7 separate regions of the Mus musculus genome follow, and all the other regions are linked to region 4. A link is a loop called in an ENCODE intact Hi-C map of the cell type or tissue named here. Cell type or tissue: heart. All regions are shown on one strand. Region 1 holds the start of Gm35035 (a long non-coding RNA gene). Region 2 overlaps Poc1b (POC1 centriolar protein B). Region 3 has its middle 32 kb from the start of Gm20110. Region 4 has its middle 63 kb from the start of Gm34921. Region 5 overlaps Poc1b (POC1 centriolar protein B). Region 6 has its middle 28 kb from the start of Gm34574. Region 7 has its middle 67 kb from the start of Gm34983.

Region 1 (4,000 bases), 130 kb after region 4:
GGACACAAGTGCTCTGAGACCTTTGATCAAGGTAAGGCTGGTTGGGGGCAGTTAAGAGAGCACTTTGCCAACAATGAAAACTTCAATTCACTCACTGTGCAACAAATATTCATTGAATTCCTGGTAAGTCCAGGCAGGATTGAAGGCTTTGTGGATATAGCAATCAACTTGGAGGGGGGAAGATGGTCTCGGGCAGGAAGCAGCTGACAGCAGGTGCTTCCTCTGACGCTGAGAGCTAGTAAGTGACTTCCTAGGCTATGACCCCTTTCCAGTATTTGTGGGAAGGAGAAGATATTTCAATAAAATGATAGCAGACAGACCGGAGATTCTAGACACTTTTTAAACACATTCTTAGTACATTTGGATTCCTTGCTAGTTCAAGTGATGCTTTTTAAATGCTTGTTGCCCTGAAGTTTGTGAGTCTATGCAAAGGCATTTAGTGGCAGAGCCTTAAAAGCTGGAGACCTTTCTAATGCGGTTCCTAATGCTGCAAGCCTTTAAATATAGTTCCTTGGGTTATGGTGACCCTGCAACCATAAGATTATGTTGTTGCTACTTTATAACTTTGCTACAGTTACGAATTATAATGTAAATATATGATATTCAATGGTCCTAGTTGACCCCTGAGAAACAGATTGAAAAAACTTGCTGAAGATTGTGGAAAGTATCAACTGGCTACTTTGTTGTTGTTTTACAATGCTTTGTTTAGTCATTTTGTGAATAGGCATACATTTTCACCGGACTAAAACTCACACTGTATTTACTTAATCATCTGTCTGTACTCTGCTCTAGGAGCCTCTGCCAACCCCCAAACCTCAGCGTTTCATACCGAAATGGATGTAGAGAGGAGAGATGGAGAGAGGAGGAGACTTTCCCTGGTTTAGCTTGAACTGTAAAGGACCGTTGTCTGTGGTTCAGGGGTGTTGGAGCAGAGGGGGCAGAGGGAAGGAGCAATATAGACAGCTTTGCTTTTAGGACTCTATACAAGCTTTTGATCTTCACATAAAGTGAATTTCTCTCTGGGTGATTGAAAGCCAGTTCTAGAACCCAGTTAGGCTTAAGGACTCCATCTCTTATATTCGCAGCGATGTAGATTTTTTTTTTCAGGCTGACACTGAACTCTGTACATCTCCTAAAAATGTCTATTTCAGTCATTCACATTTCTGAATGGGGAGAGTCAGAGGCTAGGGAGCCAGTAAAGTGCCTGTCATGCAAGCCATGAGGACCTGAGTTCAGAGCCTCAGGACCTCGTAGACACTGAATGGCATATTTGTTTTCCTGGACCTGGGGGGGGGGGGAGCGGGAGCGGGAGAACCCACAGGCAAATCCCTGGAGACCATTGGCCATCCAGGCTGGCAATCTGATGAGGTCAGTGAACAAGCCCATCTCACAAGAAATGGAAGCAGTCACCTGATGCTGATCTCTGGCTTCCACGTGCCCATGCATCCGTGTGTGCACGCACCACCAAGCACACGTGCACACGCTTACATGAAAAAGTTCATGCATCACACATACAGAAATACATACAACATACTATATACAACACACACATATACACACACATAGAGTGAGTGAGAGAGAAAGAGAGAGAGGGAGAGAAAGGTGACCTCAGAAAAGCATTGCTTTCACTGCGAGAAAATTGCAAATGTCATTTTTGAATGAACCCTTGGCAAAGTGAAGTGCTCACGGAGTAGAGAAAGCCCTATCTGACTTTGAGTCGTCATTTTAACCTGGAGATTGTAATATTTGATACCAGATGTGCAAATGTTTCACACTTTCTGCAATTGGTGGTAAGGTTGTGAAACTGTAAGCCCGCCTGAGCAGAAGAGGCAAAGGGCAGAGTAGGAGAGTTTCAGGAGGTAAAGTCAGAAGCCGACGGGACTGCGGGTTGACTTTGACTGAAGGCAGCAGGATTGCTCAAGAGCAGAATCCGACAAACACCAAGAGAAAAAGGAAACGTTTCAGCAGAGTCAGCCACCCCCAGCATCTTTCTTCAAAACCCAACAAAGAAATCCCCTCTGCTGGGTGAGTTATTTCCTCTTTCTGCCCTCCAAGTACAGTGGGAAAATAAGCCCTCAGGCTGAAATAGTGAAGTTAGGAAAGAGTTGAGTAAGAAGACAGTAACGAACTAGACAAAGGAGCCTCCAGTCGTATGTCACCCACCTACCTTGGCTTTAGTAAGGTGCATTCCCTCCTCCAGATGTCATGTGACTGTTTCCCTAGGCTGTCCTGGTCCCTTGTTTACAACCGTCTTCTCTACCTGCCCTTTTTAGTGCCCCCTACAGGACTAGAAAGAAACAGCACTTTGCCTTTATCCTCATTTGCTGTAGTGTGGTTTGCGTGTTTGTTTGTTTCTTTGGAAAGATTCTCTTCAAAGCCCAAATTTGAACCCACATCTTTTGCTTCAAGAAGTATTTCTTAGCTCCTCAATTTAGGACTCCCTCCACCCCTTAGTCTAATTAATTAGTTCTTTGTTACATCGGTCATAGTGGCTCGTGTTATTTATACTTCTGTCTTCTTTACTGAACTAAAATCTCTTGAGGACTTGCCAGGAAGAAGTTTACATTCCCTATATCATTACTCTTTTGTTTCTTTAAATGGAGGCTATAAGATGCCAATGGTTGTTGATCTGAAAGGTAAACTGTTCAATAATTTTAATAGGGTTTAACAAGATCTTAGACAAAACTATCCTAATAAAATGAATTAATTTTATTTTGATTTGCTTTTTTTTCCTCTCTCTCTTTTTGCATTGTGGTGAAAGCAAAAAGAGATTCCTTCTTTTCAGATTTCTTGTTTTTAACCATTGGCCCTCGTGCCAAGGCTAGCCATTCCTGCGCCATCCTCGGGACCCACAAAGTAAAAAAAGAGAACTCACTTCCTTTGGCTTCACACCCACCCCGCCCCAATCCTGGGAAAGCCATTGTATTGTTTTCTTGCAGAACTGTTTGCTTTCAAAAGCGAAAAAGGAACTGAGGCTGCTATCTCGGAGTTCTTTACATCGAGGAAGTCACATGGGTGCATGGCTGAACAATGTTTGCTGGGGGGTTGTTGAAGATGTAAATTCTTTGCCCCTCGGAAGAGTCCTCTGTGATCCGAACAGTCTTGAAGGAACCTCGCCCGACCTTGCGGCTTTTCATCTTCAACCTCTCTCGTGCATAGTTTAAGACCCTAAGCCACATTGGCTACTGCTTCTTTTTTTAGAGACTCTCAGCAACCAGTGACTTTGATCTGCATCACACTTGAGACGATTTTCTGAAAGGTCAAAGGCGACTAGACTACCCCTTTGTCACTGTCTCTGAAGCACTCTTATCACCTTAGTGACTCCCCAGAGCCTCTCGCCTTTGACCTTGTTCTTTAGCGCTTTTTTCCTTGGGGGAGGGGAGAGTGAATTCGTTAATCCCAGGCAGGCTGGAGCTTTCTCTGTCCTTGTATTTGAAATTTAAGGCAGCTCTCCCAAGCCAGCGGCGAGTTGGGCTTAGCTTTGTTTTTGTTTTGCTTTGCTTCCTTGGCTAATTGTTTGGTAGAGATGGGTCCCGGAGCAGCTTGGTGGCTTGCAAGTTCCGCGAGAGAGTGGAATCCCAGCTTTCCAGCTCTTCTCTAGCTAGGGTCCACGTGGTCTGACACAGAAAAATAAAAATAAAATATTCAGGCTTCATAAGTACTTGAAGATTGATTGTAGGTGGAAGTGCTCACTCAGACCTTGAAAGTCGACCCGCTGCAGTTAATCGCTGGCACCATCTCATTTCCCCTTACCCCCCAACCCACCCCCTTATCCGCTTTCAGTTCCTCTTTTCCCAGCAGGTGTCCGCTTGGCGGACACTTGCTTCCCCTTGTCTCTGGCTGAGGAAAAGTGGTGGGAACTGAGGTCTGAGCATGTCTGCAGTGAGGTTTGCACACTGTTGGACCTTCTTGGGAGTGTTGCTTCACGTACTGTCTCTTGGCAATTGATTGAGGTTGCTTTTAACACTTTCATTCCTCTGTCTGTGTGTCTGTCTGTCTG
Region 2 (4,000 bases), 160 kb before region 4:
TCATGTAGTCATGGTTTTAGAATGTTTATCGCCTCAAAATCTTTATTTTGGTTATAATCAAGTCACATATATAGGGTTGGGTTTTTTGTTTTTTGTTTACTTGGTTGGTTTTTTTGTTTGTTTGTTTGTTTTTTGGCTTTTTAAAGACTCTTTTCTTTAGGATTCTGGTTTGACTCTTAATATTTTCATAGAAATAGACCATGGTTCTGCCATCAGACTTTGAATCAGAGATGGCTAGAATATAGCTCAGCAGTTGAGGTTTGGCTAGCATGCTTGAAAGAAACCCTGAGTTCCATTGCTAACATGCACATTTATACATAGGCTTTTAGCATTTGCCACCTATGATGTGGCTACACAGGGTGGGGTATTTCAGATTCTCTTTGCCACTCTCCTCAAATAGGAATATAATTGAAGGAGTTTGTTGCGACTAAAGAGATGACACTGTAGATAAAGTGTACCGTGTGAACAGGAGGATCTTAATTCCCAAAAACTGTATATAAAGCTGGGTTTGGTGGGGAGAGCCAGTAATCCAAGCTGAGGAGAGCCCAGATATGAGGGTTCACTGACCAGACGATCTTGCCGGCTTAGCAAGTTCCAGGCTAGTCAGAGACCTAATCTCAAAAAACAAAGTGGATGGCTTCCCAGAATGACACCTGAATTCAACCTCTGGTTTCTACATTTACCTACATACTGCCAACTACAGGCATATACACCCCACCCCCACCACACCACACCACACCCACACACACACACAAAGAAACCTGTTACCTTCAGGTAAATTGTAGTCTTAAAGTTTTTTGACGGTTTGGGGTTTTTGTTATTGTTGTTGTTTGGGGGGTTTTGGTTTTGTTTTGTCTTTTGAGACAGGGCTTTTCTGTATAGCCCTGGCTGCCCTGGAACTCTCTCTGTAGTCCAGGCTGGCCTATAGCTCAGAAATCCCTCTGCCTCTGCCTCATAAGTGCTGGGATTAAAGGTGTGCGCCACCACCCACAACTTAGCCTACTGTATTCATTTTATTATTTGTCCTAAAAGTAGATGAAGAAACTGAAGTCAGAACTCTCACCGTCGTTCTGTGGATTGCTAAAACACTGGATTCCTTATCTCAATCCTGAGCACAATGCATAGTGCAAATATAACTATGCCTTTCTTTAGAGTTAGAGACAGCATTCAGGTCAAATTAGTTATTTATAATAAACTGAGACTTTCAAGTTACATTATAGGGGGAAAAAAATCCCAGAATGTGCAGTTCTTTAAACCATTAGCCAAAATAAAGACAGGCCGCCCAGAGAAGCACAGCAAGTTGCTCCCGTGAGAAGGCCCAACAGCGCCCACCCTGGGCAGGGGAAGGAAGACAGCAGTGGACGGAACACATGTCAGCTGGAGAGTTCCCCTCATGTCCTGTATGGGGAATTGTCACGGAAATGTTGGTGGGGGCAGTGTTCCCAAAGAGATGATCAGTCACCTAGAGAAGGCAATAGAAGACTTTTCCCAGAGAAATCAGCCGTTAGCCTGAGCAGAGATGGGTAGGATTTGTTATTGTAGTTTGTTTGTGTGTTTTCAAACTGGAATATTTCAGGTAAGAATGCAAGTATGTTCCTTTAAAATTTTTTGAAAATGTGCACCATGATAATAAAATGCACAGTAATCTACTTCTGATCCCTCCTCCTTGCATCCTGTCTCCCCACCCCCACCCGCATACGGTCTCTCCTTGTTCCTCCCTCCCTGAGCTGGCTTGGAGATTGTCTTGCCTTAGCCTTTTTCCTTCACAGGTGGCACATTGGGGCCTTTACATTGCCTTACCAACAGGTGGCAGATATGGCCGAATCCTGCCAGGCTTCGCTCTCATATGCGTCCATGTCCCTCCCGCAATAAGTATTTCTTGAGGAACTGCTCCGTGGTCATTCCCCATTCTCAGCTTTAAAGAAATGAAAAGGAAGCAATAAATTAAAACCTGTCCAGAAAAGTTCAATTCTACATCCCACTCAGAGAAACAGGGAAGTCTCAGTTAAAAACAGAGTCTTTTTAGGATAGTGGATCAAAAACGCTGCAAAAGTGCAGAAAAGCACTCTGGGCAATAGCGAGAGGCTGCAGGAGTGTGGTCAAGACACCTGTCACATGGCAGGTGCCGCCTGAGTAAGTGCCGCAGTGGCACTGGGGGCAAGGACCTAGAAAACTAAGGAACTAATGGACTTCAGGCAGTAGTGGCTTGACACAGGCAGGAGCAAGGGAGGGTCAGAGATGGCAGGCTTCTGAAGATATTTTGAAGGCAGAGCCAAGAGGATTTCCTGACAGATTGGATGTCAGCTGTGGGATTCCCTATCTCCTCTCCCAGGGGACAGTAAGGTGTAGCCTTGCATAATCTCAGGGCAGCTGGGAATATCTTCTGCCTCAACCTCATTTTGACAAAGAGCCAAGGACAGAAAAATAATCATAGTTTTCTTGTCTTAGGTTCTGGAACCAGGGGAAGGAAATTCTCTGCCTTTTCTGTGACTTTGGGGAGTGCCCTGCTAAATGTCATTTAGAGTCACATTTCTCAGCAGAGCACGCTTGGTTTCTCTTTTGCAAAAGATTTTTTACATCAGCCTGTTTGAGGGAAGAGAGCCGTTGCCCACTTTCATGGACCATATGGTACATACTACCTATAAAGCAATGTTGTGTTGACACATCTGCGGACACAGGGAGAGTAGACTTGCAGACAGAATATTTCCACGGGTGTTGTGGCAACAGTACATCCTGGTTACTAGACAACATTGTGTAACTAGTTCAGAGTTATTTCAGTTCCTAACTGCTTATGTAAGCAAAGATTTGGAAGGACTTATTTGAAAGAACACAGTGTCTGCAAATTCAAATGTCCCTCAGCCAAAATGTACAACTTTGACAGCTTTAGATGCACGTGCAGGCTGGAGAGTATGTTAAGAGCACTGGTTTCTCTTCCAAAGTACCCGAGTTCAATTCCCAGCACCCACATTGACCACTAACAACTATCTGTAACTCCCGTTCCAGGGCACCCATCTTCTTCTGCATGCAGCGTAAACGTCCACACAGATAATATAAATAAATAGTTTTAAGAATAATGCAGGAGCGCCCGTAAGTCACGGGGCGCTGGCACCCAGCCTTCCTTCCCTCTCCCTGTACTACGTCCCCAGGCTTACTCACGGCGTCATTTGGAGAAGGTCAGGTTCTCTTTAAGGTTTTTAAACTTTGCTACAGCGAATAAGGCTGCATTTGATTTGTAAGTTTAGCACATATGATTTCTAAAAACCAAATATGTTGTTGGCTTACAGTAAACGGGCAGGTTGGTGTGTTTTCAAGCACTGTTTAGGTGGCTCTGCAGTGTCTGTCTGGGTGGCTCTGCAGTGTCTGTCTGGGTGCTCTGAGGTGTCTGTCTGGGTGGCTCTGAGGTGTCTGTCTGGGTGCTCTGCAGTATCTGTCTGGGTACTCTGCAGTATCTGTCTGGGTACTCTGCAGTATCTGTCTGGGTACTCTGCAGTATCTGTCTGGGTACTCTGCAGTATCTGTCTGGGTACTCTGCAGTATCTGTCTGGGTACTCTGCAGTATCTGTCTGGGTGCTCTGCAGTATCTGTCTGGGTGCTCTGCAGTATCTGTCTGGGTACTCTGCAGTATCTGTCTGGGTACTCTGCAGTATCTGTCTGGGTACTCTGCAGTATCTGTCTGGGTACTCTGCAGTATCTGTCTGGGTACTCTGCAGTATCTGTCTGGGTGTTCTGCAGTATCTGTCTGGGTGCTCTGCAGTATCTGTCTGGGTGTTCTGCAGTATCTGTCTGGGTGTTCTGCAGTATCTGTCTGGGTGCTCTGCAGTATCTGTCTGGGTGCTCTGCAGTATCTGTCTGGGTACTCTGCAGTATCTGTCTGGGTGTTCTGCAGTATCTGTCTGGGTGCTCTGCAGTATCTGTCTGGGTGCTCTGCAGTATCTGTCTGGGTACTCTGCAGTATCTGTCTGGGTGCTCTGCAGTGTCTGTCTGGGTGCTTTTCGGTGTC
Region 3 (4,000 bases), 240 kb after region 4:
TTCTGAGCTATATTTTAAGGGAAGGAAATTCTAAGGGCATAATGTTAGTGAAGACTTTGTAGTTCCTGCTTTTTGTTATATATATTTTAATTCTTACTTTTGTTCTTTGTTTTGATTCAGGGTGTTGCTGTGTAGCTCTTGTTACTATGATCTCAAGAGATCCACTTTCCTCTGTCTCCTGAGTGCTGGGGTTAAGGGGGTGCCCCATCATGCCTGGCTTTAATTTTTCATTTTTAAGCCATATTAAATAAGATGTGATACAAATGAATTTGCAAATTTTCAGTAATGGAATTTCACATTACCATATTGCCCGTATTGGTATTTTGGTCCTCGTAGGATATGGGGCTGATCTCTTAAAATGAAGATTTTTTTTTTTCTGAATGAAATACAATCAAGGTTGAAGAGAATGCAAGGCACTTTCTCCATTGCTAGAATCAATGTCAACCTGACATAGGGGTCTTGTTTCCATGGCAACACATCAAGGCATTAACCGTTTGTTGCAGAGCTGACATGAAGACGAGAATTTCCATCTGGGTTTATTTGCTCTGTTACTCCTGTGCTTAGATCCTTCACTTTCTTTGACCTTCAATCTTCTCACAAATTAAAAGTAACCAGTTATTATTCCGCGTCCAGTGGAACTTCTTGTAATCTGGCAAAAGCGGTCAAATCTTGAATGAGCTCTGAGCTTCCCAGAAGAAGCTTCTCAATGGCTTCAAGTGTCTTTCCTTTGTTGCATGTTGTGATTCTCCTTACTCTGACCCCAGTGTTGGTGGCTAGACAGAAAAAAAGAAAGAAAGAAAAAAAGAATATTCTCTCCTCCCTCCAGTCTTTGCACCTGTTGTTTACATAAAAAGGAGGTGGGGGGAGAGGGTATATCCGGAGGCACAAGCAAGGCAGAAGAGTGATGGTGGCCCGGTTATGATGATTGTCTTGGGACAGCTTTGAAATTGAGCCAAATTCCCCAAGTCTCTTAACACCCATAGAGTCCAGTACGTTCAGTCCATTGTTTTTCTTTTTTTCCCCTTCCTTCCTTCCTTCCTTCCTTCCTTCCTTCCTTCCTTCCTTCCTTCCTTCCTTCCTTCCTCCCTCCCTCCCTCCCTCCCTCCCTCCCTTCTTTCCTTTCTTTCTTTCTTTCTTTCTTTCTTTCTTTCTTTCTTTCTTTCTTTCTTTCTTTTTAGAAATACTGTGCTTTAATGCTTTAGAAAGAAAAATCACATCTAGTGTAAAACAAAAGAATCTTTGGATTGGCTTACCTTTAAAATGATATGATAATTATGAGTAATATTTAGCAGGCTAATACATGCCAGGAACTGCTGTAACTGCTATTCTGTCCACTCATAGACTACAATGTTTACAACTCTTCCTTAGTTGAGATACAGGACATAAAATACATTTTTCCCAGAGCTTCAAGACAATGACCTGGCAGAGACCACTTTCACCTCCACGTAGCACGTGATCAGACTTGGGTAATTGGCCTCTCTCCAGTCTCCCAAAGTCTAGGTTTTCTGATACAATGCTTCAACCTTTCTGAGTCACGGATTTCTTATTTACTGGAATTGACAGCGTCACTCAGATCCAAGCCAAAACACTTGCCAAACAGCTTTTTGTTTGTTTATACTTCTATGTGTGCGTGTGGATACAGGTTAGGGAAAGTTGAAGTGGTTTTTGGATAGAGATTTTTCACTCTCATTAGTCATAATCATGGTGTGTGTGTGTGTGTGTGTGTGTGTGTGTGTGTCGCAGGACCAACCTTAAAGATGACTTATATAATGTTCATCTCCACAGTTGTTAAATTTAAATCATAAGAGAGAGATATATCTATGTATATCTTACATTATCAAAGGCCGGTAATATAACGCTCTTGTTAGTTCCACTCTACTGTAGTATGCATGATAAGGAATATTAGAACTGACTCTTGGGTTGAGTTTGGTTCAATACCAAAATTATGCTATTTTTTTTCCAGTTTGGAGTTCACTGTAAAGTTTCTGTGCATACTCACTTTTTGATAGGTTATATCCTGGTAGATGTAATTCCATGAACTGATTTGCTACAAATTATCCCACAGTAGAATCAAATCTCTATAAAAGAAAGTATTTTACCAGCACATTCATAATATGTTATTAAAGTTAAATAATAATAGTCCTCACAGTCACAATGCCATCAACGGCTACTAAACCTCCACTTAACACAGTGGCGAACTTAATGACTGCCATATTTCACAGTTCAGACACGATGGGAGTTCGAGTCCATCCTGGAACCAGTCTCCTGGACTGCAAAGACATACATGTTCTTAATAAAAATATTCAGAGAATCTTTAAATGTTTTAAGGGCCAGTAACAATTTAACATTCCTATTAAGATTTACATTACTAAATTCTCCGACGCTAGCAGGCAAATGCTGAACGATTGATAGTGTTTCTCTGCCCCCTAGTGGACTGGCTGCAGAATTGAACTGGCCAGCACACCATTCTTCAGGCGCAGTTGCCGGTGTGCTCTGAGGTCTAGATTCTGAGATCTGTATCTGATTTGACTCCCAAAGGGTAGTGGTGGAGGCAGATTAAGGTCAAGCCTCTAGTTGAGTGGTTCTCAGCCTTCCTAACGCTACGACCCTTTCGTACAGTTCCTCATGTTGTGGTGAAGCCCAACCATAAAATTTTCAGTGCTACTTTGTAACTGCAATTTGCTACTCTTATAAATGGTAATGTAAAATATCTGTGTTTTCCAATGGTCTTGGGCAACTCCTGTGGAATGGTCATTCAACCCCCAAAGGGTTTGCAGCCGATAGGTTGAGAATCAACCGTCTAGCGCAAAGGAATACGAACATGGTGTATTGTTTCTGCTTGGGTTTCAAAACTTCAGGGGAGTCATGGCAATTGTGGAAATGGTTTTCACATCTGAGCTAGCGGCATTTTCACTATGTTGTGACAGAAGGGTTTCTCATCAGGTTTTTATTAACTTCTGGGGCTGATAATGGGCAACTTTGTAGGATGCTTAAGAGCATCCCTGGCTTTCTCTCTGATAGATGCACCCCCAGCTATGATAAGAAACATCTCTGGTGTTAACTTTGCAGGGAACCTTTCCCCTGCATGAGAATCCTCTTGTTCTTCACGGCTCCTATTCATCTGCAAATGATGTGATAAAAACATTTTACCAGATATTTTACCACAGCTGGGAGACCTTATATTATTTAATGTAGTCTGTACAAAAGTCCTCAGGGGTAAAGTACATCCTAGACTATCATTTATCCCCATCCTCAGCTGAGGTCTTTTCCTTTCAAATGACTCCAGCTTGTGTCAAGTTGACATAAAGCCAGCCAGTACAGGGGACAGTGGGGAGAGAGGCAAGGCTCCAGTGAGGCTGTTCAGCTCTTATGAAGCCTTCAGAAAGATGTCAGCTTTTTCTGTGAGTGAGAAGAAATTCCACCGGAAAGAGAGGTGCTGTGATCTCATTTAATCTGTCAAGGAAGTATGGCAATCTTTTCCTCTGTCTTAGGAAACAGTGGGTCAGAATGGCTAGGGCAATAAGTTCTGGCTGTAAGACTGACTTAGTTTGAAACGCTATCTCTAGGATTTCCCTTCCAGTGTACAGGGTGACAAATGATTTGACTTAGCAGAGCCTCTGTTTTCTCATCTGAAGAAAAAAAAATGTAGCAAAATCCCTGCTAACTGAGTCTAAGTGTCACGAGACAGGTGATGCCCCCATTAGTTCATTACCAGTTAGAAGAACAAAACTCGACCTGGCTGGTGAGCCGCGGTTCTTGGCTCTGCTACGCTTTTGCAAAGCAGAGAATGATTGCCCCATCAGTGAATGCAAGTGCCCTGTGTTTGGAAGTACCGTTAATACCTGCCTGGAGACTTGATAATGTGTCCTGCTTTCACTTTCATTGTTTAGGGTGTGAGAAGCAATTATTTTGCATAGTTCTCAGTCATTAAACGAGGCACAACTTTATCTATTCATTTCTTACGATCTCAGAAAGCATTTGATTGCTGCTTTATGAGGAA
Region 4 (4,000 bases):
CCTGGAACTCACTCTGTAGACCAGGCTGGCCTTGAACTCAGAAATCTGCCTGCTTCTGCCTCCCAAGTGCTGGGATTAAAGGCATACACGACCACTGCCTGGCTAAAATAAATTTTTAGAAAAGAAATTAAATAATCACATCAATTAAGAAACACGCCAATAATGTTGTTAGTGTTATGCTGTGAATGCCCAGTCATCGGCTAGCACGTGTTGGTTTAGAATACTAGCTGCTCCTGCTTAAGGAATGAAGTATTTGTTTCTCGCCAAGTCTTGATGAATTACTGAAAACTCTTGTTATTCTTCTTGGCTGTTGCAAAAAAAAGTAATCGGAAAAATCATTTGAGTTCGTCGGCCAAGCCCTGGTGCTGAGAGTTAATTTTGGCTCATTGTGTTCAACATGTTTAAAACTGTCGACAGTTTTTGTCCTCTCTAATGCTTAATACGGTCAGAAGTTTAAAGGCAGAGAGACTTTTCTTGGTAGAGTGTTTGCTTCTTTCCCGTTGGGAAGCATCACCGTGCATGACGGCTTTAATGCTGGAGTTGGCAGGGTGCTGTGGTCGGGAGCAAGCAATGAGAAGTCTCTCTGGCTCAGCCATATGCGACCAGTCCTGCTGCCCCCTCCGCCCCAAGACCCCCCCCCCCCCCCAGGAGCAGAATACCCACCTTCCACTCTTAAAGGCTAAATGGCTCTGGGCAAATCCTGGGAGGATAGGCAGTCTGGGGAATAGCAACAGGGAGCTGAGGTTCTAGGAAATTCCCTCTCTGAAACCTGTCCAGGCTCCCGGCACAGAACTAAGGTGGTTAGAATTGTGGTCAACATGGTGGACTTTGGTTGCGTCTATACAAACTGATGCATCAGATTTTCTGAAGAGCCGAACCTCAAGCCCGCGCGGATCCGTTGGATCAGAATAAGAGAAATGTAGTGTTTGGAATTCTTCTCACGAGCTTCGCTGCAGCCCTTAGATTTCCAATAAAGGACTTTTCCAACAAGTTTACTCCATTAGGGAATTATCACAATACAGAACTCCACATGACAACACATGCAGAAGAACTTCTGCTTGTTTTAAGAGGAAGGATCAGGCTTATGAGAACTTAGCCCAAACTTCTGCTTCCTGACAATTGAAGTCGATGGTTATGGAATAGAGAATGCAGTAGGCTCACACGTGGTAAGTTACAGAACAATGTATCTACTGAAAGAATTTATGGCATCTCAGCCTTCTCTTTTTCCCCTCCTTCCCCTCCTCCTCCTCTTCCTCCTCCTCCTCCTTCTCTCCTCTTCCTTCTCTTCTCCCTCCTCTTTCCTCCATCTTCTGTGGTTCAAGACATTATATTAGGGTTACTTACATCAGCCTTGGTTGTAGACCATGCTGATCTTGAATTCACTAAGACCCTCCTGCCTCTGCCTCCAGAATGGGGGATTAAAGGTGTGCATTCCCACCCCCAGTTATGCTCCATGTTTTAAAGATGGTGAACTAAAAGCTATCCAACCTCATTTTGCTAATTGAGTGTATGCTTAATTGAAAAAAAATATTAAAAACTAGGTGGCCCGTCCACATTTTGGCCAAAGGACAATCCGAAGAACCACAAAGGGGTCAGAAGTAAGTATTTATAGGTGATTTTAACAACTAAACACCTCAAAGGCAAGGGGAACCTTGTTGTGTGATTAAAACAGAACAAACACAGTCGCCTCCAGGTTGCAAGCTGGGGACCACAGGACATGAGGAACAAGCAAAATGATTAGGAGTTCAAAGTCCCCCCCCCACACACACAGCTTCCCTATGCCCTAAGAAAGACAAGAATACACATCCTTGAGTTTCTATCGTCCATTCAGAAACATTAAGAATTGGCTCCCGAAACCCTTTACAAAGACCTTAGCTTTAATAGGTTACAGGCAATAGCAACTACCTTGCTACTAAATTATATAACTAGATGTTTTGGGTTGAAACCAGAAATTTAAATAACAGGTAATGGTTTTCCTGGTAGAATATTGAGAGACATTGGTTCTGCTAGAGAGGGGCAGGCATTGGGGCTATTCAGGGTGGTAAAACCCCAGGACAGAGAATGTCCATGAATAAGGAATCCAAGGGCTGACATTTAATGTTCAAAAAGTATTTCAGAGTGACTGGTCACCTGTGGCCTGGATTATTCAACACATAATAGAACCGAGGGCAGAGATGGCTTTTGTCTCAGGAGTAATTCAAGAAACAGCTGTTCTCTTTGTTTTTTGAAGAATGGGTTCCAAGACGGGAGCACGTGCAACCAAAGGATGGTTACAGACAATCAACTGGGATCCGGAGAGAAAACATTGCAACTATGATTTATTTTTGCTCAGTAATGACAGAAGGAAGTGAAGTTTATTGGATGTGTAGGATAATCAGCACCCTGCCTTGACCTGTTTTCTGTCCTGAAGAGTGTGGAAGATTTCCAGAAATGGGGAGTGGAGTCCCACAAGATAGAAGGGAGCAGGAACCGGGCCACTGTTCCCACCCTTTTGTTTGCTTTCAGATTTCTGCAATGAGACACAGAGCCCAAGCAGGAAATTTACAGCGTATACTTGTTTAGATTGAATGAATGCCTACTGAATAGATACATACCTTGAGGAAAGACCCAAACAGAAGAACAATAAGAAGCAAGGGTGGCTATTTGCCTGCTTAGCTTTATGACAGAATCAGGCAGTGATTGAGTCAACTCTTTTACCAGCTAAGTAATAAAAAAATATTGTTTAAAATACAGACTTAAGTTCATCATTGATAAGTGGTGTCTGTGCCTGCTAGTGTGACACAAACTACTAGAGTCATTGGAGAGTCGGGAACCTCAATGGGGAAAAATTACCTCCAAATGGCTGGAGGCAAGTCAGTAGGACATTTTTCTTCGTTTGTGACTGATGGGGGAGGACCCAGACCATTGTGGATGGGGCCATGCCTGGGTTGGCCATTCTGAATTCTTTAAGAAGGCGGGCTGAGCAAGCTATGGTGAGCAAGCCAGTAATCAGCGCCCCTTTATGGTTTCTGAATTAGCCCCTACCTCCAAGTCTCAGCCTTGTTTCAGTTTCTGGTCCCCACGTCCTTCAATACTGAACAGTGATGTGGAAGTATAAGCCAACAAATGAACAAACAAAAACTCTTTTCCTCCCTACGTTGGTATGATGTTTTGACATAGCAATAATAACCCCAAGAAAGACAGTGCCCAAGTTTAAATGGTGTACTGTCCTTTTGCTACATACCCTTTTCAGGTATTATAGATATTTCATTTTCTAGCTAGAGCAAGTAAGCCACACTGGAGGAAACCAAAGCCATTTATTCTCCCATAGCTCTGAGGCTGAAAGCCCGAGATCAAGATATCAGCACTCCTGCTTGCTCCTTTCAAAGAGTCTTCCTGGCTTATAGATCGCCACCTTCACTGTCTTACCCCCAATAATTACACTCGGAGTTGCTGAGAACTTCAACATGAATAGAGGGTAGGAACTGTATTAATCAGGGTTCTCTGGAGTCACAGAACTTACAGCGTGTCTCTATATATTAAGGGAATTTATTGGAATGACTTACACTCTGCAGTCTAACTAATCCAACAATGGGCAGCTGTGAATGGGAAGTTCAAGAATCTAGTAGTTTCTCAATCCTACGAGGCTGGGTATTTCAGCTAGCCTTCTGCATAAGCCGGAATCCTGTAGAAGTAGGTTCCAACAGATGTGCTGGCAAGTAAGTGCAAGCAGATGAAGAAGCAAGCCTTCCTTCTGTCATTGTCTTTTTTTTTTTAATATTTTTTATTAGGTATTTTCCTCATTTACATTTCCAATGCTTTCCCAAAAGTCCCCCATACCCTCCCCCCCACTCCCCTACCCACCCACTCCCACTTCTTGGCCCTGGCGTTCCCCTGTACTGGGGCATATAAAGTTTGCATGACCAATGGGCCTCTCTTTCCAGTGATGGCCCTGTCACTGTCTTTATGTAGAAGATATGGCCCAGATTAAACGCATGGGATTAAGTGCATGTGCTGTCTT
Region 5 (4,000 bases), 140 kb before region 4:
TGCTCACTTAGCACCAGCCGTGTCTGTAGCTCCCCAGCCCGGTAGAGAGCACTTGAGCATGAGCACCACACCACCTGCATGCGTGGCGCTGGCAATGCTCGGTCTGGTGTCGAGCCCCGAGGCCTTCACTCCCGACACTGACTACTATAGACTCACGTCATCAGCACAAAATCTATACATTGTTGCATTACAATTTTATGATAATGAAATTTCTTTTTAATTTTTAATAATGTGTGCATCTCACTTTTCTTCTCTACAGACAGGAGGCAAAGGTAGGATTGGTTGGTAGAAATGAATCAGTCACTACGTAGGTTCTAATTCCTTTGATAGAAAGACATCAGTTGGCTGATGCTTTGGGTAAGGACTGGTTGTTTTTCTTCCTGCCTGCCTGCCTCCTTTTCTTATCATGCCCATATGTTCTGTGATGGTAATCTGTTTTTTGTCTCCAAACAAGAAAAGTACTATTAAACTTTATTGGAGTTCCTTTATTGCTTTGACTTCCGATGTTCCTAATCTTTTACCCCCCTGTTTTCTTCTTAATGACCAGTGTGACTGCATTGCGCAAGTTCATTGATTGAGCTGCTCTACCGACTAGGTTGGGACCTGTTACCACGAAGGGCTGGGCTTGTTGTTATCGTGATTATTTGTGGCTGCGGAAACACTTCAATGTGTTACTTATGACTCCCGTTTTCTAAAAACAAATGGGGGGAGGGAATCTTGGTTATAGAGAGCTTGCTTTCAACTCGTGATGATAGCACTGAAAACTTGGTATGATAATTAACACCATCAGAAGTCAAGACCTGCTAGTGTTAGAAGATAGAGCCATGAGGAGAGACCTCCTGGAGAAGAAAGGTAATAGGCAGCTAGTCGCCATACATGCTGGTGTTTACAATACTGGAGGAAAAGAAGACGCCATGCTGGTGAGCAGGAGGCCTGGCTTTTGGGTGGGGGGGGGCAGTGTCAGAGATGTGTCTAAGTACAGGACAGTCAGGCAGAAAGCTCAGTCTGAAAAGGACTTGGCCTTGCTAGGAGAGCAGAGAAAGTCGTAGAGAAGCATTGAACAAGAGAGGCCGTCTTTGAGCAGGAGTTTTTTCAGGGGAGGGTGAACGTGAATATATAGAAACACTGCCTCAGTAAACAGACTCTGGGCAGCTAGGTCTGCTGAGCCCAGTGGGGTTGCAAAGAGGTATTTTAGACCTATAATCAAAATTCGCTTAAGAGTAGTGACCCGGGGCTGGCTGCTCTACCAAAGGACCCAGGTTCAATTCCCAGCACCCACATAATACATTACAATTGTCTGTCATGTAACTCCTGTCCCAGGGGATCCAATTTCCTCACACTTGCAGGCAAAACACTAGTGTACAGAAAATAAAAATAAAAAAATCAAGGAAGAAAGAGAGTCACGCCCTGGAGCTGAGGACAAAGCTTAGTGTGAATAGGCCCCGGCTTCACTCTAGCTGATTATAATAGTGGATTCTCGGGTTATTTTCAATAGTTTTGACAAATACTGAATTATTATCTCTATATATGAGGGGAAATCGAAAGTTCCACCGTCCTAAAAAATGGTAGAACGTCAGGAAAAGCAGTGGCCTCGTCCCACAGCTCTGTGTGTGGAGGGCTTCTGCATCTTTTAGACTTAACATTGGTTCTTCGCTATATGTGGCATGTGTGTCCTTGGACAGGCTGGATTTTGTTCAGTGTCTGTCTTGTTTGAAAACTGAGAGTACAGTTTGGAGCGCCGAAAGGATTGAGCCTCGCTAGCACACCAAAGGCGGCCATGGAAGCCAGCAGAGTACCTGCAGAATCATTGAGAGGATAAAATCAGCAAATATGGAGAAAGCGTGGAGCAAGCTCCACATGTTGCTTTGTCAGCAGAGCTACCCCGAGAAACAAACCTCTGCCAGGAACCCCCAGACCTCTAGCCATCACCAGGAATTTAAGACTGGAAAAACAAACAACCCTCTGAGGCATGTATTTATTTGTGTCCTATTTTCATAATAACTTTAATGAGAAATTTTATGTAATATAAAATTGACTCATTTGACGTGTGTACTTCACTGGTACTTATTACACAAAGTTGTGCTTACTATGACTAATTTTTTAAATGTGCATACAGTGTCTTGAGAGGCCAGAAGAGGGCGCTGGATCCCCAGGGACAGGACTAAAGGTGGTTGTGAACCACCATGTGGTTGCTAGGAATTGAACTCTAGCAGCCAGTGAGTGCTCTTAACTGCTGAGCCATCTCTTGAGCCCCTAAAGAACATTTTGTCACTCCCAAAGGACTTTGAAAACAGCGTTCCACCCCACCCCACCCCCAGCTGCATTCCCAGTGTCTCCTTATTGTTCTTTGTACTCAGCCCCTGGGTTTAGTACATTACCATATTTTCTCATTTTGATTTTTTTTTTATAGAAATAGTATTGGCTAATATTTAGCCTTTGGTGTCTAGTTCAGTGCTTAGAATGTTCAACTGGGTTGTAAAACTCATTATAATGTTTCCCATTTTTTGTGAACAAATAATCCTAGTGCAGATTTGCTGTTTTGTGTTTCTTCCGTGTCATGGATTCTTCCTAACTTCTTGAACATCATGATCACCGCCGCCCTGAACATTTTCACACAGCTTGCGTGGATAAGTGTTCACTCTCTTGGGTTTAGATCGACAACTGGGTTTGCTAAGTCATATAGTGATTTCATATTTAATGTCTCCTGGCATCTACATTTGTCGCTCACCAGCAGTGTGAGGGCTCCCCGTTCTCAGCATCCCGCTGACACGTGTTACCCTGCGTTGTTCTTTTCTGCCATCTTAGTGCAGGTGAAGTCAATGTCCTTGCAGTTTGGATTTGCTATTGCTGATAATGTTCAAGATATGCTTGTGAGATTATTGGCCATTTGTGTATCATTAGCTGTTTAATTACATTATGTATCTGTAATCCTTAAATTGCAAATCTTTGTGTCGTTGTACAAGGCCCTTATCAAGTATTTGATTCAAAAATAGTTTCTTCCATTTGTTTTCGCTATCTTGGTGGTATCATTTTTATTATACAAATTATTACATCCAATTTATTTTTTACCTTGTCATCTTGATCTTGATGTTATGCATAAGTACATTTTGTATAGTTCAGGAATATCTCACCCAGGCCACATGTATCCTGGACAGCAGTGAATACAATTGTCATGTTGTGTCAACAGGTGGGACAGTCCCAGGTCCAGATCAGGAAAATCCTGATTCTTTCTAAACGTTTTATAGTCTTAGCTCTTCTCTTTAAGTCTCTGACCTTTTTTAGTTTTTTGGGGTTTTTTTTTTTAATATTTATTTATTTCATGTATATGGGTATACACTGTAGCTGTACAAATAGTTGTGAGTCTTCGTCTGGCTGTTGGGAATTGAATTTAGGACCTCTGCTCACTCTGGTCAACCCCTCTCGCTCTGGTAGACCCCGCTCTCTCCAGTAGACCCCACTCACTCAGTCCCTGTTCACTCTGGCCCAAAGATTTATTTATTATTATAAATAAGTGCACTGTAGCTGTCTTCAGACACACCAAAATAGGGTGTCAGATCTTATTACAGGTGGTTGTGAGCTACCATGTGGTTGCTGGGATTTGAACTCGAGACCTTCAGAAGAGCAGTCAAGTGCTCTTACCTGCCGAGCCATCTCACCAGCCCTCTGACCTTTTTTGAATTAATATTGTATATGACATGAAGTCAGAGCACAAGTTTATTCTCACAAGTGTATCTAGTTTCCCCCACATCTTTTGTTGAAACAATTTATATTTGTAAATTTTTCTCTACCTTGCTAGCTTTGTTTCTTTATTATAATTTATGTACTCTGTTATATAAAGAAGATAAAATGATTCATAAAAAGATAAATCTGGAACTGTTAGATATATATTTATATATGCATATGTGTATATATACTGTTTAAGTTTGGAAACTTTGTTTCTGTCTTTTCCATGACATTAAAGATGACGGATTCCACCTATCGAGCTGTGCCAGGCAAGGGT
Region 6 (4,000 bases), 130 kb before region 4:
ATCTCATATAAAGAAAACCTTAGGGTGCTGGCCTAAGGCCAGCCATTGAATAACTCCTGAGGAACTGGCCTGAGAATGCTAATGCCTTGATTATAACTAAAGGCTTGGCAAGCACAGGAAGTGGAGGAGGGAACTGGAATGTGAATCAAGTGAGTGTCATTAAGAAAAAGATTTGCCTGCACCTCTTCTTCCCAGCCCTTTGGCTATTTGCAAAACAAATAGTATTTCCTCCAATTTTTTTTTCTCTCTCTATAAAGATAAGCCAGCCGGGATCCTTACCTCACATTTCTTTGCTGGGTGGGAGGAATTTCACACATGCAAGGGAACTGGAAGATAACCATCTGTCTCTAGAAGTCTCTTAACTACCAAAAGGATAAGGTCATCAGAGTACTTGGTGATTTGAGTCAAATTAATCATAATTAGCCCATGAGCAAATTTAATAATAAAACAGAAACTAGATGTTGTTCTGAAGTGATGGCATACCAGCACCACGTGGTATATATATATATATATATATATATATATATATATATATATATATATATATATATATTGTTCCCAAACGGCTTATGCTTTGGTAGCGGGCACGGGTTTTAGATTTCACACAGCAGAGGGTTGAACATTGAACTCTAGGAACATAGTGTGATTGCCTGGCTGTCTCCAGCTATGACTCAACCAGGTAACAATGGCAGCCGGCAGCCTGGGCTTGCTAGGAAAATAGGTCAATAGTTTGTCATGAAGCAGAGGTCACAGTAGGGACAGAGAGGGATAGTGTGCGTGCACGTATTATAAGGGAGGATGGTTTGTGTTTTCCTTGGAGTCAAATGTCAAACATGTTCCTGTTAGAAACAGACATCGTCGCCTGTGTGGTAGCCCAGCACTCAAAAGGCAGGAGCAGCCAGATCTCTGATTTAGAGGCTAGCCAGAGCTGCATAGTAAGCTCTGTTTCCAAAAGCAACTCCCAACTTGAAACTTTTTACAAATGAAAGTGCATTCCAGAACGAGGCAATAAAAGAAATGATCACTGAGAAAGTAAGTTTCAAAAACAAGAGTACGTGAATAAAAATCATGAATAGAATATATATATATATATGTATAATATATATAATTCATACCAAAACTAAGACTGCCAATATCTTTAGAAAGTAGAGTTCAGTTGATATTTGTGATATGAAACTATGCAAAGCTGTTTCTGTGTAAGCTGATTTGGCTTTTTATCAAAGGAGATAAAGATTGGCTACTTTTGTGTTCGGGACCACCGATATAAAGTTAGTTAATATTCTATGCACCATGGATTCTCGGCGTGAGTAGTCAAGTGGTTTTGTTTCTTCCTTTAATGTTTAACAATACAAGAAATGTGAGAAAGGAAACTTAAGTTGTAGTAAATCGAAGTATTTTCAATCAAATTAGACGGGACCAAGTACCTCTCTAAAATTTTAGAGTAGCCATACCTGAGGAAGAGGGCCTAAGAAGAGCAGAGTAACTAACTTTTTGAAAATGAGATTAGTCATTGATCAGAAGAGAAAGCACTTGTTTCACTTCCCGAAATATTTGAAATGTGGTGGCCTTAGAGACCGGCCATGACAGTTATCACTGAAGATTTCCAAGTGGGTGGTGACAAATTGAACTGTAAAATGTTAGTGTTTTAGTCCTGGCTAAAATGTATGCTTTTCATCTACTCTTAGGGGAGGCAGAAGATGCGTGAGCCAGGCTGCCATTGCACTGCCACCCCCACCCCCCACCCCCACCCCCCACCTCTTGGAACTCAGACCCCTGCGCTTGCTAGGCGAGCCTTCTACCGCTGAGCTAACGCACTAGCCCTCTTTAACCCCGGGTCTCATCCTGTATTGTCACACTTAATCCTGCAGACTTCAGGCTTGCGATAAAAAAGGAGAACAGAGGCCAGAAACCTCGGCCAGCACACCCGCTCTCCAGTTCTTCGTCCGGTTGTATCTGAGCTGCCACGAAAAAAGATTAATCCGGAACAGGAGCTGAGGAAAGGGAGGGGAAGAGAGGAAGAGAAGGAGGCAGGCGGATTGGGTGGGGGGAGACCTCCCCCTCTGTCTCTTTACTTCAAACCAAACCCGTCTACTGCTTTTAAAACTATTTCGAAAAATAATTTCGTGTCCACAAAGTAGTACCTGTTAAAAGTTTTGAAATTAAAAAATACTGAGGGGGGGAGGAGGAGGCGGGAAGGCGTGTTTTCTGATGAGACGCTCTTCCGCCTTATTCTGTTTGCCCAGGATCCTCCGGCTGGGGAGACAGGAGAAGGGGAGAGCTCCCTGGGCGAGGCGTGTTTCTCCGGCTGGATGTTGGATTTCAGGGAGCAGTCCAAGGTTGGGACGAAGGACTTTTTTTGCTGAGATGGCTTCAGGATACTTTTGCCTGAATTAGTTCTAATGAAACACTATCCTACCTCAGGTTGTTTCCTCTCCTTAATCCCTGGAGGAAATCCCTTTGCTTTTCAGAGATAAAAAGTTAGTAGAACAAAGAGACAGTCAGGGAAGCGGCTGGGCCTTCGCTATAGAATTTCACTGAAGCCTGTCCAAGCCCCGGGATAGAGCCGGAGGGCTGTACTGTTTATTCCTACACCTGGATTGAATATCAAGGTCTTTGAGATGAATCATTTAGAAACTTGGTGTTGCGAGCGGGGGTGGGGGTGGGAGGGTGGGGGGATGTGTTTCTTCGGGACTCTCTAATAATGTCTGTGTCAAAGGCAGAAATCACACAGAGAGTTCAAAGTTATTAAACCCCCCTCGATTCACCACTTTCATTGAGCAAGAGGAGGGAGTCTTGGTTTTTGCCGTGAGGAGGGGAGATAGATGGGGAACCAGAGTGTCAGCCTCCCCGGGTGGCTTCCTTGGGTGGCTTCCTCGCACTGCAGCACCAGCCGGAGACTGTCACCAGTTTCGTTTTCACCTTTAAACCGTGATTAAGGCAAAAGGCGCGGGATTTGATGTGGCTCCAGACGTGAACAGAAAAAAAAAAAAAATACATTTAAAAGGAGCAGGACGGCCTGACTCTTGTTTCTAAGTGACAGCTACTTTTCAGAGAGCACATCAAAGCCCAGCTTAACCACAGAGGGTCTTGTGGACCCAGCAAGGGAAGTAATGGCACTGACAATGTTTAAAAAATAAAACACAAAAAACTAGAAATGGATCTGGAGAGATGGCTCAGAGGTTAAGAGCACTGACTACTCTTCCAGGGGTCCTGAGTTCAAGTCCCAGCAACCACAAGGTGGCTGTAACGGGATCCGATACCCTCTTCTGGTGCATCTGAGGACAGGGACAGTGTTCTTCACATATATAAAAGAAATAAAGCTTAAAAGAGAAGATGCTGGAAATGTGAACCCCTGCACTGTATTGACCTTTAACAGAAGCATCGGGCACCGAGAAGCAACCCTCTTTTTTTTTTTTTTTTTAAAGATTTGTTTATGTATGTGAGTACTCTGTTGCTGTCTTCAGACACACACTAGAAGAGGGGATCAGATTCCATTGCAGATGGTTGTGAGCCACCATGTGGGTGCTGGGAATTGAACTCAGGACCTCTGGAAGAGCAGTCAGTGCTCTTAACCACTGAGCCATCTCTCCAGCCCCCCAAGAAGCAACCCTCTTAACCCCCCTTCCCTGCACCCCTCCCCATTCCTCTTCCCTACATCCCTCCCCATTCCTCTTTCCTACATCCCTCCCCATTCCTCTTCCCTACATCCCTTCCCATTCCTCTTCCCTGCATCCCTTCCCATTCCTCTTCCCTACATCCCTCCCCATTCCTCTTCCCTACATCCCTTCCCACTCCTCTTCCCTACAACCCTTCCCATTCCTCTTCCCTACATCCCTCCCCATTCCTCTTCCCTACAACCCTTCCCATTCCTCTTCCCTGCATCCCTTCCCATTCCTCTTCCCTACATCCCTCCCCATTCCTCTTCCCTACAACCCTTCCCATTCCTCTTCCCTACATCCCTTCCCATTCCTCTTCCCTACACCCCTTCCCATTCCTCTTC
Region 7 (4,000 bases), 59 kb after region 4:
ATGGTTAGAAGTAGTAAAAAAGAAATGGGCTTGATGTGGGTTTAAAAGCAGAGCTTTAGTCACAGATGTATTTAATTTGGCAAGTCCCCTCTTCATGTCTGTTCAAGCTCGGGCAGGTGTCTCCTTTTTTTCATGTGTTATAGAAAGCTTAAGGCTGTCTGCCTTGTGCCAAGGGGGGTGGGGGAAGCAATTAAATATTTTAATATTTCCTGCCTATAAAGTGTTCCCTGTTTTATTACTTCAAATGCATTGGATTTAAAAGAAGGTGTGAAAGACTCCTGAGCCATTAATAAAGGGCTGCAGCTGCCGAGGAGAGATGCTGCAGGGGGTGTTCAAAGGGATGTTTGGGGTCTGAGTACCTCATCCGCAGACTGTTGATTGATGGCGCAGGAGCATGAGGTAGACATTTGCAGTACTTTCGGGATGGGAAACGGACAGCAATTCCTTTTCTCCTTGAGGACGATTTAAGGATATAAAGGGAAACACAAAAACAGTAGTTCAGAGATTGTGGTGCTTGTTCACACACACAGACACACACACTCACACACATACATCACACACGCAGGCACATTTACACACACATGGGCATACTTGCACACACACAGACACAATCCCACACACATCACACAAACATGGGCACACTTGCGCACATATGACACACAGGCACATTCACAGACAGAGACACAATCCCACACACATCACACATGGGCACACTTGGACACATGTGACACACAGGCACATTTACACACTCGCACACACACACAGGGACACTTGCACACAGGTGTGCACATCACACATACACACAGAAAATCTCTCCCTAGAGTAAGCCTGAGAGATCTGTGGCCTGTGACATGTTTGTAAGAATTCCTTTTTGAACAGACAGAGCATACAGCGGGATTATGGATCCATTTGAGTCTCTGAGAGCTCTAAGTAGACTAGACAGGCACCGAGGTTAAAATATAAATCCAAGACATGGTTCTACAGTTTCCTCTCTTCTTCTCATCAGCTGAAAAACATCTATACAAATACGTGATTTCTCATGGATTGTAAACACTACTTTCGAAGTCGTTCATTTTTTCTCTGCAGCAATGGGTATGGCCGACGTAAAGGTGGAAGCTGTCAGTGATTCATTTCATCCCAGAGAAATCTTCTTGAGGGCAACATTCAAAAGTTAGGCTGGGTGCTGGGCAGACCCAAAGGAAGGCACAGCCATCATACCCTGTCTTCTGCGGCCGGTGGGCTTTCTGCCTGGGCATGCAGACATCCTTTATAATATGTGGAAGAGGTTTCGTAAGTTTTAGTCTTTCTTGTGCTGTGAGTCACCAAAAAAAAAAAAAAAAAAGTTTTAACTCACAGTTTACTTAAATTTACCCTCATCTTAAGCAACAACGTCAGTGAAACCACAAGTTTATTGTACCAGTGACCCCTTTTAATGCATCTTCAAAGAAATAAAATTTAATGATATCTTTACCCAAAACTTATTATAAGCACTACATGTCTTTTGATATTTAGACTGTACTTGGCTTTTACAAGGGTTAACAAAGCACACGTATATTTGTATATTGGGTTGTACCTTAAGATAGTCCACGTACCATATATTTGGTGGCATCGTTATGAGGTATAACAACCTTCTGTAGCCAAAAGGTTAGCGGCCAGACATCTGATACTTTCACGTGGTAGAATGTTGGAGGAAGTAATTAAAATATTGCCATGCCAGGTGGGTAGCTTTTGATTTTGCCTTTCAGAGCTGTTTGGATTTTATAACAAATAAGGAACTATTTTAGGCTTTTAGGTTTTAGGTTCCACTTTTAAAAGTACCTTAGAGGCAGATGGAGTCAATCTTAGCACTGTAGAGACAGGCAGGCAGGTCTCTATGACTTTGAGGCCAGCCTGGTCTACACAATAAATTTCAGGACAGCCAGTGCTACATACTATAAGACATTGTCTAGAGAAAACAAAACAAGGGCTAGAGATGTGGCTCAGTGTTTAAAGCATGTACTGCTCTCTTCCAGAGGACCCAAGTTCAATTCCCAGCACCCACATCAGGCTCCTCACAAACACCTGTAACACCAGCGCCGGGGAATCTGACACTCCCTGCTGGGCTTTGTAGGAACCTGCACACAAACACAGCACATACACATAAATAATAAAACAGAAAAATAAGTATTAAAGAAAACCAAAACAAAATATAACAAGTTCTGTAGGAAACGGAGTTGTTACTAACAGTCTGAATCATTTCAAAAATCAAAACATGGCTTTAGTGAAGCATAAAGACATTGAATAAGCTGTTAAAGAGCATTATCTTAAATACCAATCACTGGACATGTGTATGTGCATGTGTGAGTGTGTGCAAGCATGTTGTGCTTAAGTCATGTTGTGCATAAGCTTCCCTTGGGCCCTTCCAGTCACTGACTCATCTAGCACTCATATGAAGATCAGCTTTGAGTGTGACGAGGGAACTCACCTTTTTTTTTTTTTAGCGCAACATCAGACAAGGTTCTCCAATGTTATGACGGTATGCCACAAGTCTGTTCTTTGTTAGTGTTGTGTACTATTTCCCTGTTAATTATTGCCACATGTAAATATTTAGGTTAACACCTCCCAGGGTAGAAGGATCCTCTTTCTCTTCAAAGGACAGACCATCCCTTGAAAAATCCCCTCTCATCAGGAAGTGTGCGAGCAGAAGACAGTGCTTGCTGGAGACTACAGCCTTTTCTGTCATCGTAGAAAACACAGAGCTCCCTTTGGGGTGCTAAATATAAGTAGTGGTTAGATTAATTTCCCTTCTTGGTTTTGCCACATTGGTGAATGGATGCAAGATGCTAGCCTCATGAGAGAGAGAGAGAGAGAGAGAGAGAGAGAGAGAGAGAGAGAGAGAGAGAGAGAGAGTCCTAAAGCAACATAAAAACATTTTGATTTAATTTTTGGATGGTGTAAAATTTTAGAACAGGAAATTAAAAGCCCACATAGCTACCCAACAAGATGGTGATAAGACATGAAAGAGTCTTTCAAATGAATCTGAGGCTAAATTTAGGAGAGTGCTTTCTGTTCAGGCCAGCTGTGTGCGGAATGGAGCGAGCCGAGCAGAGCTGGGGACGAGCAATCACGGGCAGTTCTCCATTTCCCCTTGACTTCCTTCGCAGCCAGGCTTCATTTAAAACATGTGAGTTCGTGAGAATTACTGTAACAGGAGCTGCTCCCACTCTCCAGATACAAAAGTCCATGCCAGAGGCAGACAGGAACACTGGGCGCCTTGCTGCTTACATCTGAAAATGAAAATTGAGAGCTCAGTGACTCAAGACTAGTTGGATTTTTGTTTTTGTTTTTAAGGTGTGTTCTGTGATCTTCAGTAAAACACTAAGCTTTGGCTGTAGAAATTCTCTTCTGAAAAAGAACCACAGGTTCCACAAATGATCAGGAAGGGCCTGGGGCTGGGGCTGAAGCCGGACACCTGCAATCCCAGCATTCAGTAGGTGATAGGAACATAATGCAAGTTCCAGGCTAGCCTGGGCTATGCAGCAAGTCTGTGGCCAGCCTGGGCTATGTAGTAAGACTTTGTATCAAAAGGGAGAGGGGAGAGGGGGGAGATGGGGAGAGAGGGGGAGAGGGGAGAGGACGAGAGAGGAGGAGGAGGAAGGGGAGAGGGGAGAGAGGAGGAGAGAGGGAGGAGGAGGAGGGAGAGGGAGGAGGAGGAAGAGGGGGAAGGGGAGAGGGGAGAAGGGAGAGGGGAAAGAGAGGGAGAGGGAGAGGAGAGAAGGGAGAGGGGAGAGGGGAGAAGGGAGAAGGGAAAGAGAGGAGAGAGGGGGAGGGGGAGAGGGGAGAAGGGAGAGGGGAGAGGGGAGAGGGAGAGTTCTTATTTACCTTATTACCAGGAATAATTCTGTTCCCCTTTCAACCTTTTGGGCTTTTTTTCTCTGTGAATTTTCCTGAGCCTTAGTTGGAAGTGTGTCACCAGGTATCACATTTGAGCCCTCCATGGTCATTTACACCCTGCATTGTG

What was found. Peaks named below come from ENCODE experiments on the same cell type or tissue, not always from the same donor. Only the 100,000 strongest peaks of a DNase experiment are listed, where the experiment ranks them.
Region 1: a loop joins it to region 4, with 2.6 times the contacts of the local background. A loop is called at or near these places in 8 of 42 quality-filtered maps.
Region 2: it touches region 4 in a loop (3-fold over the local background); 6 of 42 quality-filtered maps call a loop at or near these places.
Region 3: a loop joins it to region 4, with 2.1 times the contacts of the local background. A loop is called at or near these places in 4 of 42 quality-filtered maps.
Region 5: it touches region 4 in a loop (1.9-fold over the local background); 2 of 42 quality-filtered maps call a loop at or near these places.
Region 6: a loop joins it to region 4, with 2.3 times the contacts of the local background. A loop is called at or near these places in 2 of 42 quality-filtered maps.
Region 7: a loop joins it to region 4, with 2.1 times the contacts of the local background. A loop is called at or near these places in 5 of 42 quality-filtered maps.

What each region holds. Positions count from the first base shown.
Region 1 is chr10:99,458,018-99,462,017 of GRCm38, forward strand. Gm35035 (a long non-coding RNA gene) reads right to left here and starts at 2,657. Exons shown (of 3, transcript XR_872000.2): 1 at 2,168-2,657. Gm34983 (a long non-coding RNA gene) reads left to right here and starts at 1,738. Exons shown (of 3, transcript XR_380739.3): 1 at 1,738-2,025. In heart, a CTCF peak has its summit at 2,282 (motif pointing left); DNase peaks (open chromatin) are centred at 204, 1,934, 2,944, 3,804 and 1 weaker place; H3K4me3 peaks cover 1,255 bases; H3K27ac peaks cover 2,618 bases.
Region 2 is chr10:99,167,228-99,171,227 of GRCm38, forward strand. All of the region lies in intron 10 of Poc1b (POC1 centriolar protein B), which reads left to right. Among named protein-coding and RNA genes, the nearest start is that of Galnt4, 61 kb to the left of the region's middle. In heart, CTCF peaks have their summits at 1,307 and 1,828; DNase peaks (open chromatin) are centred at 1,424, 2,274 and 2,704; H3K27ac peaks cover 378 bases.
Region 3 is chr10:99,575,024-99,579,023 of GRCm38, forward strand. No RefSeq gene overlaps it. Among named protein-coding and RNA genes, the nearest start is that of Gm20110, 32 kb to the right of the region's middle. In heart, a CTCF peak has its summit at 2,432 (motif pointing left); no DNase peak of the experiment used is centred here.
Region 4 is chr10:99,331,723-99,335,722 of GRCm38, forward strand. No RefSeq gene overlaps it. Among named protein-coding and RNA genes, the nearest start is that of Gm34921, 63 kb to the left of the region's middle. In heart, no CTCF peak of the experiment used is centred here; a DNase peak (open chromatin) is centred at 2,309.
Region 5 is chr10:99,188,821-99,192,820 of GRCm38, forward strand. It overlaps Poc1b (POC1 centriolar protein B), which reads left to right. Exons shown (of 12, transcript NM_027740.7): 11 at 3,962-4,000. Among named protein-coding and RNA genes, the nearest start is that of Gm34574, 41 kb to the right of the region's middle. In heart, a CTCF peak has its summit at 2,135 (motif pointing right); no DNase peak of the experiment used is centred here.
Region 6 is chr10:99,201,846-99,205,845 of GRCm38, forward strand. No RefSeq gene overlaps it. Among named protein-coding and RNA genes, the nearest start is that of Gm34574, 28 kb to the right of the region's middle. In heart, no CTCF peak of the experiment used is centred here; DNase peaks (open chromatin) are centred at 1,936, 2,276 and 2,876; H3K4me3 peaks cover 1,847 bases; H3K27ac peaks cover 2,247 bases.
Region 7 is chr10:99,390,628-99,394,627 of GRCm38, forward strand. No RefSeq gene overlaps it. Among named protein-coding and RNA genes, the nearest start is that of Gm34983, 67 kb to the right of the region's middle. In heart, no CTCF peak of the experiment used is centred here; no DNase peak of the experiment used is centred here; H3K27ac peaks cover 987 bases.